Regions from separate parts of the Homo sapiens genome. Here region 2 is linked to region 1. Evidence: chromatin loops called from intact Hi-C (ENCODE). Cell type or tissue: Caco-2. All regions are shown on one strand.

Evidence for each region. A loop is a pair of places that touch in the nucleus more often than their neighbours do. Peaks named below come from ENCODE experiments on the same cell type or tissue, not always from the same donor. Only the 100,000 strongest peaks of a DNase experiment are listed, where the experiment ranks them.
Region 2: a loop joins it to region 1, with 8 times the contacts of the local background. A loop is called at or near these places in 9 of 110 quality-filtered maps.

Annotation. Positions count from the first base shown.
Region 1 is chr10:20,854,897-20,862,896 of GRCh38, forward strand. It overlaps NEBL (nebulette), which reads right to left. Exons shown (of 28, transcript NM_006393.3): 8 at 4,817-4,930; 9 at 3,344-3,448. The region is part of intron 2 of LOC102725112 (a long non-coding RNA gene); the gene reads left to right. Among named protein-coding and RNA genes, the nearest start is that of NEBL, 38 kb to the right of the region's middle. In Caco-2, CTCF peaks have their summits at 709 (motif pointing left) and 3,586 (motif pointing right); no DNase peak of the experiment used is centred here.
Region 2 is chr10:21,017,245-21,025,244 of GRCh38, forward strand. LOC124902389 (a long non-coding RNA gene) reads right to left here and starts at 1,520. Exons shown (of 2, transcript XR_007062084.1): 1 at 1-1,520. It also overlaps a transcript of NEBL not described here. RefSeq lists an enhancer at 3,388-3,547. In Caco-2, CTCF peaks have their summits at 3,548 (motif pointing left) and 4,760; DNase peaks (open chromatin) are centred at 3,527 and 4,777.

The DNA of each region.
Region 1 (8,000 bases):
TATAAATTTTGGCTCCTCTAATGTTTTTTTAAAAAAGCCTTTTTTTGGCTAGGCGCGGTGGCTCACACCTGTAATCCCAGCACTCTGGGAGGCAGAGACAGGCGGATCATGAGGTCAAGAGATCTAGACCATCCCTGGCCAACATGGTCAAACTCTATCTCTACTACAAATACGAAATTAGCTGGGAGTGGTGGGGTGCACCTAGTAGTAGTAGTCCCAGCTACTCAGGAGGCTGAGGCAGGAGAATCGCTTGAACCTGGGAGCGGAGGTTGCAGTGAGCTGAGATCGTGCCACTGCACTCCATCCTGGAGACAGAGCGAGAGTCCGTCTTAAAAAAAAAAAAAAAGTGTTTTTTTTTTAACCAGTTAAAATCTGGAAAGAAAGATAATAATACAGACTTTATAATTTGATTAGAAGTTATCTTGTAATATGTATTTATAAAATAATCATGAATGTAACAAGCTACAACATAGTCCATTACTGAGTTAAAATCCACAACAAATACATATAAATATATGTAAAATAATGAATATATACTGAAAAATTCAGTAAATATTGTTCCCAACACAATTATCGATTTTAGTTACAAAGAATTTCAGAAACTCCTATTTAAGAAAACAAAACAAAACAAAAAAAAAACGAAGGAAAACTTAATTGAATTAAGATCTGCAAAAGAACTTCGAATGCGTGTCTTTCCTTATATAACAGTCTCTGCTACCTCCTAGTGGGAGATACACGGAGTAACACAAAATATATATTTCTTAATTTATGTAAAGTTGTGAAAGAAACTCAACACTACCAGAGGTCCATTTTCCAGGGGAAAATGTTTTCCAAAACTTTAATTAGAATGATTTTACACAGTAATTAAGGCACTCATATCACTCTTTAGAGTTTGGGTTAAAATAAAAGTAACTCTGATGTTGCTAAAGACATCTAGGGGTCTTTAAAACAATAGCTACTGTGACAAATGGATAATTTTGGCAGAATATCTCTTATTGAGCAATCTTATTCAATCTTTTAATTTATAAATCAACACAACTCCAATTTTTTACATTAAAATGTTAAAGTAGGCTATTCTTTGTTTCTTCACAAATGCTAGATAAAGGAGGCCATTCTAATATACAATAAAGTTGAGCAAATGTATACAGCTTTATACAATGTACACAACTTTGTAAGGAGACACTTCAAAAGGAACACATTTTTAAGTCTTTCTCTCCCAGGAAGTAGTCAATCACAATTTGTCTATGGGGAAAAAGAAATCTGTCCTCTAGGCAAAAGCACCACCTAAATGAAGATCTAAACTTTATATATGATACATGAAATAAGTAACGTATGACTTTGCTGTGTTTTCTCTGTTGAAGAGATGATAGAAACAATTTATATTAGACTGCGATTTTTTTCTCTGTTATTATAAAATAAAGGTCAACGTTCTTGAAAAGCAATATTGCATAGGAGTGGCACGCTTTCTTCCAGCCACCAAATGTTGAAATTACCACCATGATATTTTTATTGGCTTATTTACACATGAATCCCCATGTCCCTAGGAAATTGAATTTAAGTATGGCTAGAGAAAGGTCAAGGGCAAATGCCACTGCCATGATGAAAACTGGATGCCAAAGAATGAATGTGAAGAAAGCAGGGGGCTCAGGGAATAGAAATATATCAATTTTAGAAGCATATCTATGAGTCGTGGAGAAAAAAGACAGAAATAGAGACACTCAAGGAATAGAGGAATGTAAAAAGAGGTGTGGGAATGAAGACTGAAGTGCAAGCCAGCATGATGTAAGTGTCCTGGAACTGACTGCCAATTCTGGGCCCTCCAGATATTCCTCTAACCTCCATTCCCTGTTCAATAGCCTGGGAACATTAATGTACTGCTTTTCATCCAAGGACCAATGATTAAAAAAATAAATAAATTTATTTTTATTTTATTTTATTCTATGTATTTATTTATTTTTTAGACAGAGTCTCACTCTTGCCTAGGCTGGAGCACATTGGTGCCATCTCAGCTCACAGCAACCTCCCAAGTTTAAATGATTCTCCTGCCTCAGTCTCCTGAGTAGCTGGGATTATAGATGCCCACCACCACGCCTAGCTAATTTTTGTATTTTTAGTAGAGACGAGGTTTCACCATGTTGGCCAGGCTAGCCTTGAACTTCTGACCTCAGGTGATCCACCCGCCTCCCACAGTGCTGGGATTACAGGCATGAAACACCATGCCCAGCCAGAAAAAAATAAACTTTTAAAAACTCTGTATGAATTATTTGCATGCATAATACCATTAAGGAAGGAAGACAGTGGCAGTGATATTCCAGAAAGGAGGCTTACAAAATAATAAACATACATTTCAAAACACTGAAGCCAAGTATAGATTATTTCTAAAATTGACCTGAAGCTGTATCTCCTTATTTAACTGTCTGGAAACTAAGTTTTGCCTATAGATTTCTAAGTCTAGGCCCATCAACTGAAGACAACTATCTTCATTTTTTCTCATGTCTTCCCCAACATATATTTCTGCATCTAATCTATGCCTGGCCCAAAGCAGATATTCAATAAATTATGATTAATTTTGAGCAAGTGAGTGAGAAAGTGATTATTAAAATAGGTATGGAAATAACTTATGGTCAAATAAGAGCTCATTGCCACCATGAGATGTACAAAATGGAGCCAAATGTGTCTTAGGGCTGTCAGTTACGAGAGCTAGCGAAGTCAGGGTCCTGATGTGCTATGGGTTGAAACAGCATTCAGCGTAGTGAGAGTCCTGCAGGACTGACCACGTGGGCAGTGCACCCAGATATTTTCATCAAGACATGAAGAACTCACCTTTCTCTTCTGGTTGCCTTGACCGAGAACATGGAAACCATGACAAGACTAAAAGCGATGTGTCAATGCAGTATAAATGCTGTTAGGAATTATTTGCAGAGAAAATACAGTTTAGACTAAGACAATTTTTCATGCTACTGAAGGCGTACTAAATACAAGACACTCTGGTCTGGCCTGCATAAAGTAAAATATCCCTGACTTGAGAGCCTGAACTTCAAGTGGCTTTAATCTAACACAGATGAAGTAAGGGAAAGAAGAATGATGGAAAGGCCACTGTGCAGACACTTTGAAGTATAGTTGTATGCAGGAGATACTGGAGAGCAAGCAAGAACCTCCTTTGCAAAGTGACAGCTCTGGTGGGATTTCTGCAAGCAGAGGACTGTTTTTCAATGAGTTAGTTAACGAGGGAGGAGTGAGGCACAGGCCTTCTAAGGAAGCAGGTGAGCACATGAACGCTGCAGACATATTGGCTTCTTGGAGCCACAAGGCAACTACGGTTGCCGCTAGATGAACCACTTACGCCGCTGAGCATTTTGCTGGCTTTCAAAACATGGTCTAAAAACAACAAATTTGGGAGATCTGAAACTGGATCATGCATATTTTGAATGTCTTTCTTGTACTTCACCTATGAAAATAACATGGAACAAAATACCATCGAGGAGAAGAAAATATTATGCTTTTGCATTATTGCATTTTTCATACATCATAAAGTAGGACTATTTAGTGGTAAATGGACAGACGAATTTACAAGGAGCCACTAGATGGTGCTGATTTACTACTGAATGAATTTTAAAAAGTTATTTCTATATGGGCTTGAGAATACTTGGATAATTCCTTTTGTTGTTCACATATTCAGGAAGGGTAATGTCAATAGAATAAAGTAATTTTCACAGTAACTCTGCTTTCAAAAAATAAAGAGAATAGCCACTTTATTCTTTAGAAATTACTACAGTATTTCAACTATGCTTTGTGGAGATCTGAGGATTTTGATGTTTCCCATCCTATCACCACAGGCTTTTTTAAAGCAACTTTTTGAAAATATAATACCAGTAATAATAAACCATTGATAGCAAGCATATCACACACTTACTATGTGCCACTTTTCTAAATTCCTTTATATGTATTAAGTATTGAATCTCCACAATAACCTCTTTATTAAGTAGGTACTTTAAGTAGCCCCATTTTATAGATAAGAAAACTGAGGCATAGAAAGACAAAGACATAGTAATACTTGATAAAACAGGATTTAGATCCAAGCAATCTGACTCCAAACCTTTAGCTTTCAGCACTATGTTCCATGTTCCTTTAAGTATATTTCATCTCTATTTCTAAGAAAGCAACAGATCAATAATACATAATTTTTATACTTGAGAAGGAAATCTAAATATTTTCAACTATAGCAAAGTAATCAATTTTTTGATGTTGCTGTTTTTATACTCTAATTCTAACAAGAATTTAAAACATCATTTCTTGTAAAATGAATTTTGATGATTTTTAAAAACACAGAATGAAAACAAATCACATAAGGAAGTACTTCACAGCATTTTCACAAGGGATAAAAAATAAATTGTGAGGCATTACAGTAAAATTTCTAAAAATTTCTTTATATGATAAATTACCATGTACCAGGCAGTACTTTACAATAAACTCAATTTCATAGCCATAATTACATGAGGTAACTACTGTCCTAACCACTAATTTGTGTTAATACAGACCACTTCTCTGCAAAATTCTATAATCTATTTCCACTCTTGAACAGATATAATAACTTCATTTGCAACACTATTCCTACTTATTAACTAATTAGTAATCAGTAACCATTAAAAATTAATTACAATAATATATTTTTCTCAGAAAAAGCTTTAGAAAAATATGCTTCAGTTCAACTACAAATTACTTGGAAGCTAAGTATCAGTAATTACAACACAGTCGATTCTAAAAAAAACAAGAATCAAAAGATTTTGAAAATAATTTTCTATGAATTACAACTTACATTGCTCGCCAGTGTAGCAGCAAGCTGATTCTGCCTAAAAGAAGCACTTTCAAGAGGATTGTAATGATGTTTCTTATCCTTCATTTCATTATCAAATTTTTCTTTGTATTTAATCTGTCATAAAAGAGAAATAGTACATGTAACTTTACATTTAAAAGTAACACATATGATTTTCACGTAGATAAAATAAAAGCTACCTTAAAAATGAATGTTGCCAAGTGTAAATTCCTGGTATCCATCGCCTTCTATAAAGCTTAATTAGGCACAAAAGTTTTTATCTTTAATAAAAAAAACTCTGCTTCTACATTGATCACAAATGCAATTAGGCATGAACTCAAATCCTATTAATGAGAATTATGCACTAAAATACCAACATTTTTAAATGTCAGTTTTCATTTCTGCATTTCTATAATCTATGATCAGTTAGAAACCTAGACCACAAATGTCTTAAGGTCTAACACATTTAGAAAATAGATTCTAGGCCCCAGAATTTAAATATTTTTCCTAAGGGAATTATTCCAAATAAAGAGCATGACGTGTACCACAGTTTTTCTCATCATTTCCTATACTTCATTTGCTCAAAAATTTAGTTTTAGGAATTACATTTTCTGAAATGTCCTGGGTCAACTTAATGTCAATGTAAAACTTTCTCTGCTTTAATTCCACTAAATTCAGCAGGAAAACCATCTCCAATACTCTCTCTAAATTGTTTGTCTCCTTTTAAAGCACTCTTAAAACAACCAAAAAGGGATTATCAACTTATTTGGTAGGACTATATTTTTCTCCATGTATAGAGAAATATGAGAATGCATGTCATAACTAATTAGAATATAAACACAAGTTCACTACAAAAAGAAAAAAAAAAAAAAAAAAAACCTAGCTATTCACATGTCATACCCCCTTTAACTTACTGTAGCCAGGAAAGGGTGTATTGATTTCACAGGTCAAAGTAAGCTGTTTTGTTCTCTCATAATATTTTTCTGATGTTATAATTATTACCATGTTTGGTTTTCTAACAACATTCTGATAATGCACCTTTATTCATACATCTAAAGGCTCTGCTTTGCAGAAGACTTTATTAAAAAGCAATTTGGGATGACTCTCATCAAATATTTTAGGCATGCATAGGGTGATGGTCTCCTTCAGGGACACATGTTTGGAACCTATTAGAGAGAGCTAGAGAAAATCTTGGTGGGAATACAGCATTTGGTAAATATTTTGAGATGGTTTACAGGGAATATTTTCTGTTCTGGTTCCATTTGATAATAAAAAATTTCTGATATTCTCAATACCTTACAAACTGATTTTAAGTAATCAGCAAGAACTCTTTAAAAAAAGAAAAACTGACTTTTTTTATTATTTTGTGTCTTGAAATCAATAACAAAATTACAAATGAAATAAATTTAGATTTCCTTCAGTACTTTATACAGTAGGTGGCACAAAAGCAATGATTCACTCTGCCTGGTCGTCCCTTAAATATATAGTCTTAGAGTCTCACTCTATCACCCAGGCTGGAGTGCAGTGGCACGATCTCAGCTCACTGCAAGCTCCACCTCCCAGGTTCACGCCATTCTCCTGCCTCAGCCTCCCAAGCAGCTGGGACTACAGGTGCTCGCCACCACGCTCAGCTAATTTTTTGTATTTTTAGCAGAGACAGGGTTTCACCATGTTAGCCAGGATGGTCTCGATCTCCTGACCTTCATCTCCTGACCCACCTTGGCCTCCCAAAGTGCTGGGATTACAGGCGTGAGCCACCGCGCCCAGCCACAGTCTTATTGCCCTCTTCACCCTTCTGCTATACTTTTACCATATTTTCGTCACTGGTTCTGTCTCTCCTAAGTTTGTAGTGCCTAAAGGATATTCACTGAACAAAGATGGTGGACTCTTCAACAGCCTTCCGCTGGAATGACACTTCTGACTCAGCCAGATTCATTAACACTGTATTAGCTAAATGGTAAAAGTAGGTTATATGATCTTTGCACACACAGAGCCCATCATACTGTTTTTGCAAACTCTGAGGTTTCCAGCATAATTACACTAGAGTATTTGAAAATGATACTGATAAATTCCTTTGTTATTAAACCTTGCATATGCTCTCCCAAGTAAATGTTACAGACACCCCTTCCTCAACTTATGATGGGGTTGCATCTCAGTAAACCCACCGTAAGTTAAAAATGTAAGTTAAAAATGCACCATATACCCCTAACCTACCAAACATCACAGCTTCGCCTGGCCTACCTTAAACATGCTCAGAACAACTCCCTTAGCCTATAGCTAGGCAAAATCATCTAATAACAAGCCTGTTTTACACACGTTGAACATCTCATATAATTTGTTGAATACTGTAATGAAAGTGAAAGGCAGAATCATTATATGGGTACTTGAAGTATGGTTTCTACTAAATGTGTATCACTTCCACGCCATGGTAAGGTTAAACAGTCTTAAACTGAACCACTAGAAGTCAGGGACCATCTATGCATTTCTAAGAAACAATAATCAATCTGTTATTCATATATTTATATTAAATGTAATAATAAGCATTGTATTGTGAAATTTATCTTGTTTGAACGTTCAGTACAGTGAGTGATTTGATTCAAGATGCCTAAGGAACAAAAACACAAGTTTCCCTCATTAATGAACCACAATAGTAACATAACTACATTATATAAAAAAATGCACGGACCAGACACTGACACCCAATTGTTTCTAACCTCGCTCTTTCTGTAAGGAATGCAGGTAAAATGAACTAAGATCACCAAATGGTTGCAGTGAGTCACATCACTCACCTTCGGACTTGTTCACTCGCCAACTACACAGACACACTCAACATTCTATTGTATTTTCAATCTAGAGTTCATACATCTGTGTGTCTACCTCCTCATGCAGGTTTGCATCTTCTGAGAGATCCAGGAAATGCTTTTCCTTGACTATAACTTGTTATCCAACCATGGAACAAGGCATAACCCTTTCAGTTTTAAGATCATTTGAGAAAGGGAGGAACAGGTATTGGAGTGACTTTGCCATGGTTTTAAGACACAATGTTACTCCTTATACCTACATAATTATTCTGGAAACAAATGAAGTTACTCCATATGACTGGCTTTATTTACATTATGACTAGTGTGCCTAGTGGTCCCAATATTTATCACCTTTTTTTATTAATTTTTTTTATTTTTAATCTCTG
Region 2 (8,000 bases), 160 kb after region 1:
ATTATGTCCTTGGAATACAGCAACACTGTTGATGATGATGATGTCTTTATATCCCAGTGCACAGAGTAGGTAATCAATACATGTTTCTTGAATTGCATTGAATTTCCCCATGTTGTCTGCTTGATGGAGCCCAATTGCTTCTAAAGAACACGACATTTGAGCAAAATCTTTATAAAGATCTGATGTCTTCCCCTGACTGCTGCTTGGCGATCCCACAGATCTTTGGACATCTCGCCATTAGCTCTTGTCCCACCAGCCTATAATTATTTGTATATGCCACCCTTTGAAGCTTGCAGCTGGCCACATCAGGGAGAATAAAATCGGCCATTCATAAAACAGTGACCTTGTTCTTCTTTGCATCTCCAAAGTCAGGCATATAATAGGAAAACAATAAATGCTTGCTCCTGGAATGCACTGAAGGCATCTATAACCACTAACTGAGCCCAAAGTGTGTGGTGTGCCTTCGAAAGGGAGGAGACAGTGGTTATATCAGATTCTTTCTCAACCTTCAAGGCTCCATTCAAATCTCACATCTGGCACAAAGCACTACGGAGTCCAATCCACACTGATTCTTCTCTTTTTTTTTTTTTTTTCCCCAAAATAGAGTCTTGCTCTGTTGCCCAGGCTAGAGTACAGTGGCACGATCTCGGCTCACTGCAACCTCCACCTCCCATGTTCAAGCAATTCTGCTTCAGTCTCTCGAGTAGTTGGGATTACAGGCATCCGCCACCACTCCCAGCTAATTTTTGTATTTTTTTGTAGGGATGAGGTTTCACCATGTTGGCCAGGCTGGTCTCGAACTCCTGACCTCAAGTGATCCACCCACCTCGGCCTCCCAAAGTGCTCGGATTACAGGCATGAGCCCCCGTGCCCAGCCTGATCTTTCTCTTTTTCAGTCCTTATAACAAATTAAATATAGTCATTCCAAGGTGTGTGTTAGTCCTCTTTCCTCAGACACCCTATAAATTTATGAAGGGAAGAGAAACTAATTTTAAATGATTTTGCACAGTACCAAAGCATGTCACAGGCAGGAAATGAGTATTTGATTGCTTGATTTAGTTCTATGTCCAGTGTGTACTTGTCCAGAATTACCTGATGAACCCTAACTTGACGAGAAGAAAGGCACATTGGATATGCACAGAGCAGATCCAGATTCTGGTACCCCTGGGGGTGTGAATGAACAGAGGTGTTCTTGCCGGCCTCCATAATAGTGTCTCTCTTTGGCCAGCACCTCATTTTTGTAACCAAAACCAGTATACAAACACCAGCATTTTACACAAACTAAAAAATAGCTCCCAACCATCTATTCATGGCATTATTAACCAACAGTAAATTCCACTTGGAGATTATTTCCTCTAATTAGATGGACTGAGAAGTGATCCCAAGTCCCCCAGAAAGAGACTACAGGCAACTGCAACCTCCCCTGTGATTAGATACACCATCAAGGAAATGATTCAATCCCAAGCCACTGAGAGCTGCCTGCTCTCATTAAGAAAGAGCTTCAGGCCGGGCGCAGTGGCTCACGCTGTAATCCCAGCACTTTGGGAGGCCGAGGCAGGTGGATCACAAAGTCAGGAGTTCAAGACCAGCCTGACCAAGATGGTGAAACCCTGTCCCTACTAAAAATACAAAAATTAGCCGGGTGTGGTAGCAGGCGCCTGTAATCCCAGCTATTGGGGAGGCTGAGGCAGAGAACTGCGTGAAGCCGGGAGGCAGAGGTTGCAGTGAGCCGAGACGGCACCACTGTACTCCAGCCTGGGCAACAGAGCAAGACTCCGTTCTCCCACCCCTCCCCCCAGAAAAAGAGCTACACACTTGACATGTTCAAGCCTGTTAGCTGGACACCTCTTTCCTTCACAAACTCTGTGCGTTTCCCTTTCATATACCAGGAATTCTCAGGGACCATCATTATCACCATCATAACAAGCCTCCACAGTCATAGAATATCTTCTCACTTTTTGAAATGCTTTCACACCTAACTACCTCATTTAATACTTACAGACACCCTCAAGACAGGTAGACAAGATGGACTGTCTCACTGCACGTTAGTGCAAACATCAGAGAAACTGGCCTAAGGCCACAGCCAATGAACAGATGAAGGAGGCCTACAACCACCTAGCCTCCCCTGCCTCCACCTTCCTTCTCCCCTCTTCCGTCCTTACTTCACCACTGACCAATGGATTGCAATGTAGTTGCTCCGTGTCTTACTATGGGGTGCCAGGAAAGACAGCTTCTTTGAAAGAGAGCACCCCATATTTACTAAAAGATCAAGTGTCCCTGCAGAAAACGCTGCCACTCACAACCCTAGTCTTAACTGATGTGTTTCACCATATTGAAGGCAAGTTGCCATCTAACATGGTTGACCGGGAGCCAATTGTGGTGTTCTCATCTTTGTTCATGCTGTCAATGTGACATATGAAAGAAATATGAACAAAGTGACAGGAGGAAAACAAAGCCCTTGGCTGGTGTGAGATACACAGACGGGGTGTTAGCCGCACACACACTGCAACTGGGTCAAGTTAACACCTTGTTTTTCCCCACATATGCGGTGTGGAAAAGCTATTTGTAAAATGTGTTTAAATATTTAGGACCAAATAAGTCAAGATTGTTGGGAAACATTGACTCTGACCGGAACTCATTTACTTGCCCTAGTCCAACGTGAATAACAAAACTGAGAATATCAGGACAATTCAAGACCGGGAACAGTACAGATGTTCAACACTTTCACCCGGAATTCCCACACAGGCCTGCTTTCAGCCTCCACACCGGCTGGTGACCCAGCAGGAACAGTACGAAGACAAGAATCTCAGAAGAGCAGCCTTGTGAAAAATCTTTAGGGCCAAGGGAACAAAACAAATCTTCTAGAAGTTACCTGACTCTGCAATTCACTTTGCTGCTTCAGGCGAAGATTTTCAGGTGTATCTGCCACCGTGGTGAAGGACTGCTTCGGGTAGTGTCTGTGGGGAAATTTTTTAAAAGGACATAATTAAAATATTGTGCTACAAAACAACACTTTCACACCCATTGTTTTGCACATCCCCCCTTTTCCCAACCCCATCACAGTGGAAGAGGGACCTGAGCTTGGCTAAGGTCATCTCTCTGTCATTATTCCAGACCTCATCCCATTCTCATGGCTCTGTCGCCCAGACATCCTCACTCTCTCCCACAGCTTAACCTTGACTTCTCTTTTCTAAGCGCATCTTCACCCATGCTCAAGGTTCTCCTAACCTCCACCGTTCCTGCACCCCACACACCCTTCCAGCATGTGTGCCAAATCATCCATCCTCCAACCAAACTTCCTGACAAAGAAGCCTCACCTCACAGTGCCTGCCCATCTCCTCTCCGACTCATTCCCCAACTCTATGACTGGCTTCTGGCTTCCGTTTCTAGAAGTTTCTCTTGCCCGTTATAATGACTTTCTGTGGACACAACCAACAGACATCTTGTAGTCCTCCTCTTGGGCGGCCTCCCTCCATCTTGAAATGTCGTCTCCCCGGGTTTACACACACCCCTGGCTCAGCTGCTCCCTCTAGTGGTTCCTTCCCTGTCTCCTGCAGGCTCCCCTAAGTCTGTGTATCTCCCCACTCAAGGTCCTCACCTGGGATCTCTTCTCTTCTCAGTCTACACCATCACCTGGGGATCACATCATTCCCACAGCTTTGGGGCCTCTCTGTGAGCTGACTACTCCGAAGTCTGAGTTTCAGATCCAATAGCATTTCCATTTGCAGATTCCATACCCAGCACAACTCCACCAGTCCAAAACACAGCTGTTCATCACCCCACCCCTCCATAACACAAGTTCCTCCCCTGGATCTTCTTTTTCATTTATTATATTAGTGCCCCGTAGCCCAAGTCAGAAAGCTGGGAGTAATCTAGATTCCTCACACATCCAATCACTCGTTCACCAAATCTATTGATCTTGTCTGCAAATATATCTCAACTATTTACTTATATAAATGTATATATGTGTATATGTCTCCATCTTGACTCCATTTTTTAATTGTCGGCCACATTTATCGTTTAGGTGACTACAGCACTAGCCAGTCTTGCCCTTCCCATCTGAGAACAAATGTTCTCAAATGCAAATCTGATCACGTCACTCCCCTGAGTAAAACCTTTCAACGGCTTCCAGTTGATCTTGGAATAAAGTCTGGCCTCCTGTCTGCCAAGGCCCCCATGGCCAGGCCTCTGCAGACTTCTCACTGTGAAAACTGCATGCTCTTGCTGCAGGGATCACTTCAGTCCCCTGAGTTCCCCCTTCTCGTTCCCACTGCTCCCCTGACACGTTATTCCCCTTTCCTGGAAAACCCATCCCTCTTCCCATCCTACTGCCCATTTTTTATAAACTGTGTTTATTTTTCAGGTCTTGCCTTAGATGTCACTTTCTCCAGGAAGCTCTCCTGGCCTCCCAAGTTTGGGTCAGGAATGGCCCCTGGATGGACTTTTCTGCCCCTGTGCTAATGCTTATCTTGCTCATGGCTTTTCCTATTGGCAGGCCTCTGCCTCACAGTACAACGAAAGTTCTGTGGTAGCAATAGTGGGCTGTCTTGTGCCTTGCTGGGGTGCATTCCTGCCTATATCGCTAGCACCTGCTAGTGTCTGCCTCTTAGTGTGACCTCAGTAAATACTTGTGGACAGAAGAAACGAAGGGATGGAGGGAGCAGAACAACCACACAAGGAGCCCATGCCTTGGCTACAGTCAAACTTCAGCGTGTCCTATAAGGCATGTCGTCGCATTTGTGCAAACATTCAGCGGCCTCTTATGTTCACAGATGACTCCCCTGGTGGTGAGGAGATGGCATTTCCTCCCTGTGTGCAGGTAAAGACTCAAACACTGATTCAGAGCTGCTGTCCCATCTACTCACTGCTCCCATGTTCGGCTGGCGCTGAGGAGACACCTTTAGCTGCTGTGACCCCATGGTCACAAAAGCCACAGAGCTCAGAGCTGCTCCTCAAAGAACATCCTCCCTGTTTGCTTCTTTCTAGCCCCTCTCCTTTCTGGTATCCACGTGTGTCTCTTCCTGTGGCTTCTCTAACATCCTCACTGTTTCAAACTCGACTCTCCTGGTAAAAGTTTCTTTTCAGCATCCCTGTCCCTGGCGTCCCATGAGAAGGCTGATGCAGTAATCATTTGTCGGTGCAGATAAAGCCTACCCAAAGCACGCTAGCACTTGCGAAATAAAGATTAAATATTGTAGCTCCCACGGAGTCAGATTCGTGGTAGGAAAATGTACATGCAATTCTCATTTTTCCAGCATTCTTCAGGAATTTAATGTCCCATATAAGCCAATGTTCCAGGTAATTGGAGTTAACCCCATAACTGCTGGACTCATTTTAACTATTTTAATTAACATCCTTCAAAACCCTTTACACAATTTTCCTGCCTTCTTAGAGTATAAACGAATCTAGTTATATTTTTTCCTGATAATGTAGGGTCATCTTAATAGATATTATCAGACCATGATACAAAGAAGTCATGCTTTTGAAGTTTGTAAAGGTAAATAACCCAAATCATACAAGATGATTATGCTTGTATAACCGCTGGACTGTCAAGAGATAATTTCTCACACACAGCATTCGGTTCTGCCTCATCTTCTCTAGATAGTCAAGTTGTTTAAAATGTTGGTAAATACCAGAGTTATTGATTCAAACGAGTAAGGTGTAGCAGGTAAGGTCTTTTGCTCTCCTTATGCTGAAGTCAGACAAAATGTTGGCCACACTCTTCCAGGGGCTACTTCTGAACTATGTTCCAGACAATAGACAGAGGAAGTTAGGCAGACAACTCTGGTGTGTTATGTAATATTTGCAAGTTCCAACTTGGGAAGTTGAACTTTACTGAACTTTAAAATGTAGCAACTACGTATGGCTGTATTTTAAAGCTATAGTAACAACTGAGCATGTTTTCTTGTGTTTTGTTTTTCAAAATGTATTCTGTGGGATAAAGTTGCCACTGAGATTTTCAGGTCTCTACAATGATTAATTTGAAAATTTTACATATGGATTTTAACCATTTTTTAAACTGTAATTAGAATCCACTGTCAAATGTGTTACAGAAAGTTTAGCCCGTTGAGAGATCCCCTTCATACTAACTTGCAGGTTCACTCAGTTTGGGGGCATGCTTTGGGGAACAACCTTCTTCTGCCATTTACCTTTAATTTAAAATTCTGGGCCAGGCACAGTGGCTTACCCCTGTAATGCCAGCACTTTGGGAGGACGAGGCAGGTGGATCACTTGAGGTCAGGAGTTCGAGACCAGCCTGGCCAACATGGTGAAACCCAGTCTCTACTAAAAATACAAAAAAATAGCCAGGCATGGTGGCGCACACCTGTAATCCCAGCTACTTGGGAGGCTGAGGCAGGAGAATCGCTGGAACCCAGGAGGCGGAGGTTGCAGTGAGCCGAGATTGTGCCACTGCACTCCAGCCTGGGAGACAGAGTGAGACTCCATCTCAAAAATAAATAAATAAATAAATAAATAAAATAAAGTAAAATTCTGCTTAATTATTTAATTAAAGAGTATCCTGAGATTGAAAAGTGAACTGTTAGAGGAGAGTGCAATTTGTGTCTCTTCACTATGTGTGCACAAATTTCCTCCATGCAAGACAAAAATGAATTCTATTTGGATAGTAATGAACTTCACTTGCTGCCCATACCACTAAGTTTGAAGTATCATTTCAGGAAAATAATTGAATTGTTCTCACCATTTGACTTTGCAACATGAAAGGGTGATAGAACTTATAAAATATATGCATATAAATAAAACACTACTTTGATAAGTTTGGTATGAGCATCAAAGTTCTATTTGGAAAAAGTGTTACTCTGGGGAAAAAAAAAAAAAACATTGAAAAGCTTCTACTGTCTTTTAGAAAAATATTCTGCTAATCTCATGACCAAAGTGCAAACTTACTAGCATACTATGCAATGTATACTGATATCTAGGACTAGAAACATATAACAATGCTTTGTACTTTTTCCAATTATCTTTTTAAATCCTAAGATTTAATGATTTTTTAATAGTGGGTTAATCAGTATGTAGCATAACTTTCTCTAAAGATGCATAACAGGAAGAAACTATCCAAAATCTTGATGTAGGAGAGAAAAAGTTCAATTTAGTATTAGTAACGAAAATAATAAATGCTGAGGGAAAGAAGGAATTTATACCTGAAACTACCAGGGATCATGAGAACTAAAATGAATTAAAACCTGAGGATTGGGGGATTCACATTATATTCAGAGCTAGCAAAATGCAAGAGAATAAGATCTTCCAAAAAAAAAAAAAGAAGGCTTAACTATTGAGAAAGAGTGGGATGGCCTCATGAGTTGAGACCATAAGACTCAGAAGAAATAAGTGTAATTATAGAGATGGCAACTCATACTGCCTTATACTGAAAATGAAAATTACAATATCTGTAGGAACCTAATTAATTTCAAACTCAACACATCTGAAAATCCCATCAAACACTGGATTTCTCAACATCATGTCCATGTAGTAATGTCCATCTAATCTAATCCGACAACATTCTGCTCTGAAGTCACAATCTCAACTTCCACTCACCCACCACTCCACCTCTCCAGCAAAAAAAGAAAAAGAAAAGAAAACCAGATAAGATAAGAAATAAACTGAGGGGCTGGTGGTCCTCATACGATTATAGAAGAGAGAAGTCAAGCATCTAACACGAATCGGTAGCACCATACAATTAATTCTAAAGCCCTTTCCAAACACTGCATTCAAAAGATTGTGAAAGGTCTTCCTAAAAAATTGTCTTGAATAGAAATCTTAAGGAAAACAGAAGATTTCTCCACCAGGCCTAGAGGAAGAATAACACTTTTTTCCTCCTCCATATTGGAGTAAGAATGTAGGAAGAAGACACAGGGCATGAGAAATGGATGTTCAAAGAGAATCAGGAAACAAAAAAAAAAGGAGGAATGGATGAATTGACACATTCATAAGTTTCATGGAAAACAAAACATAATTGTGGAAATATGACATGTAACGCATTC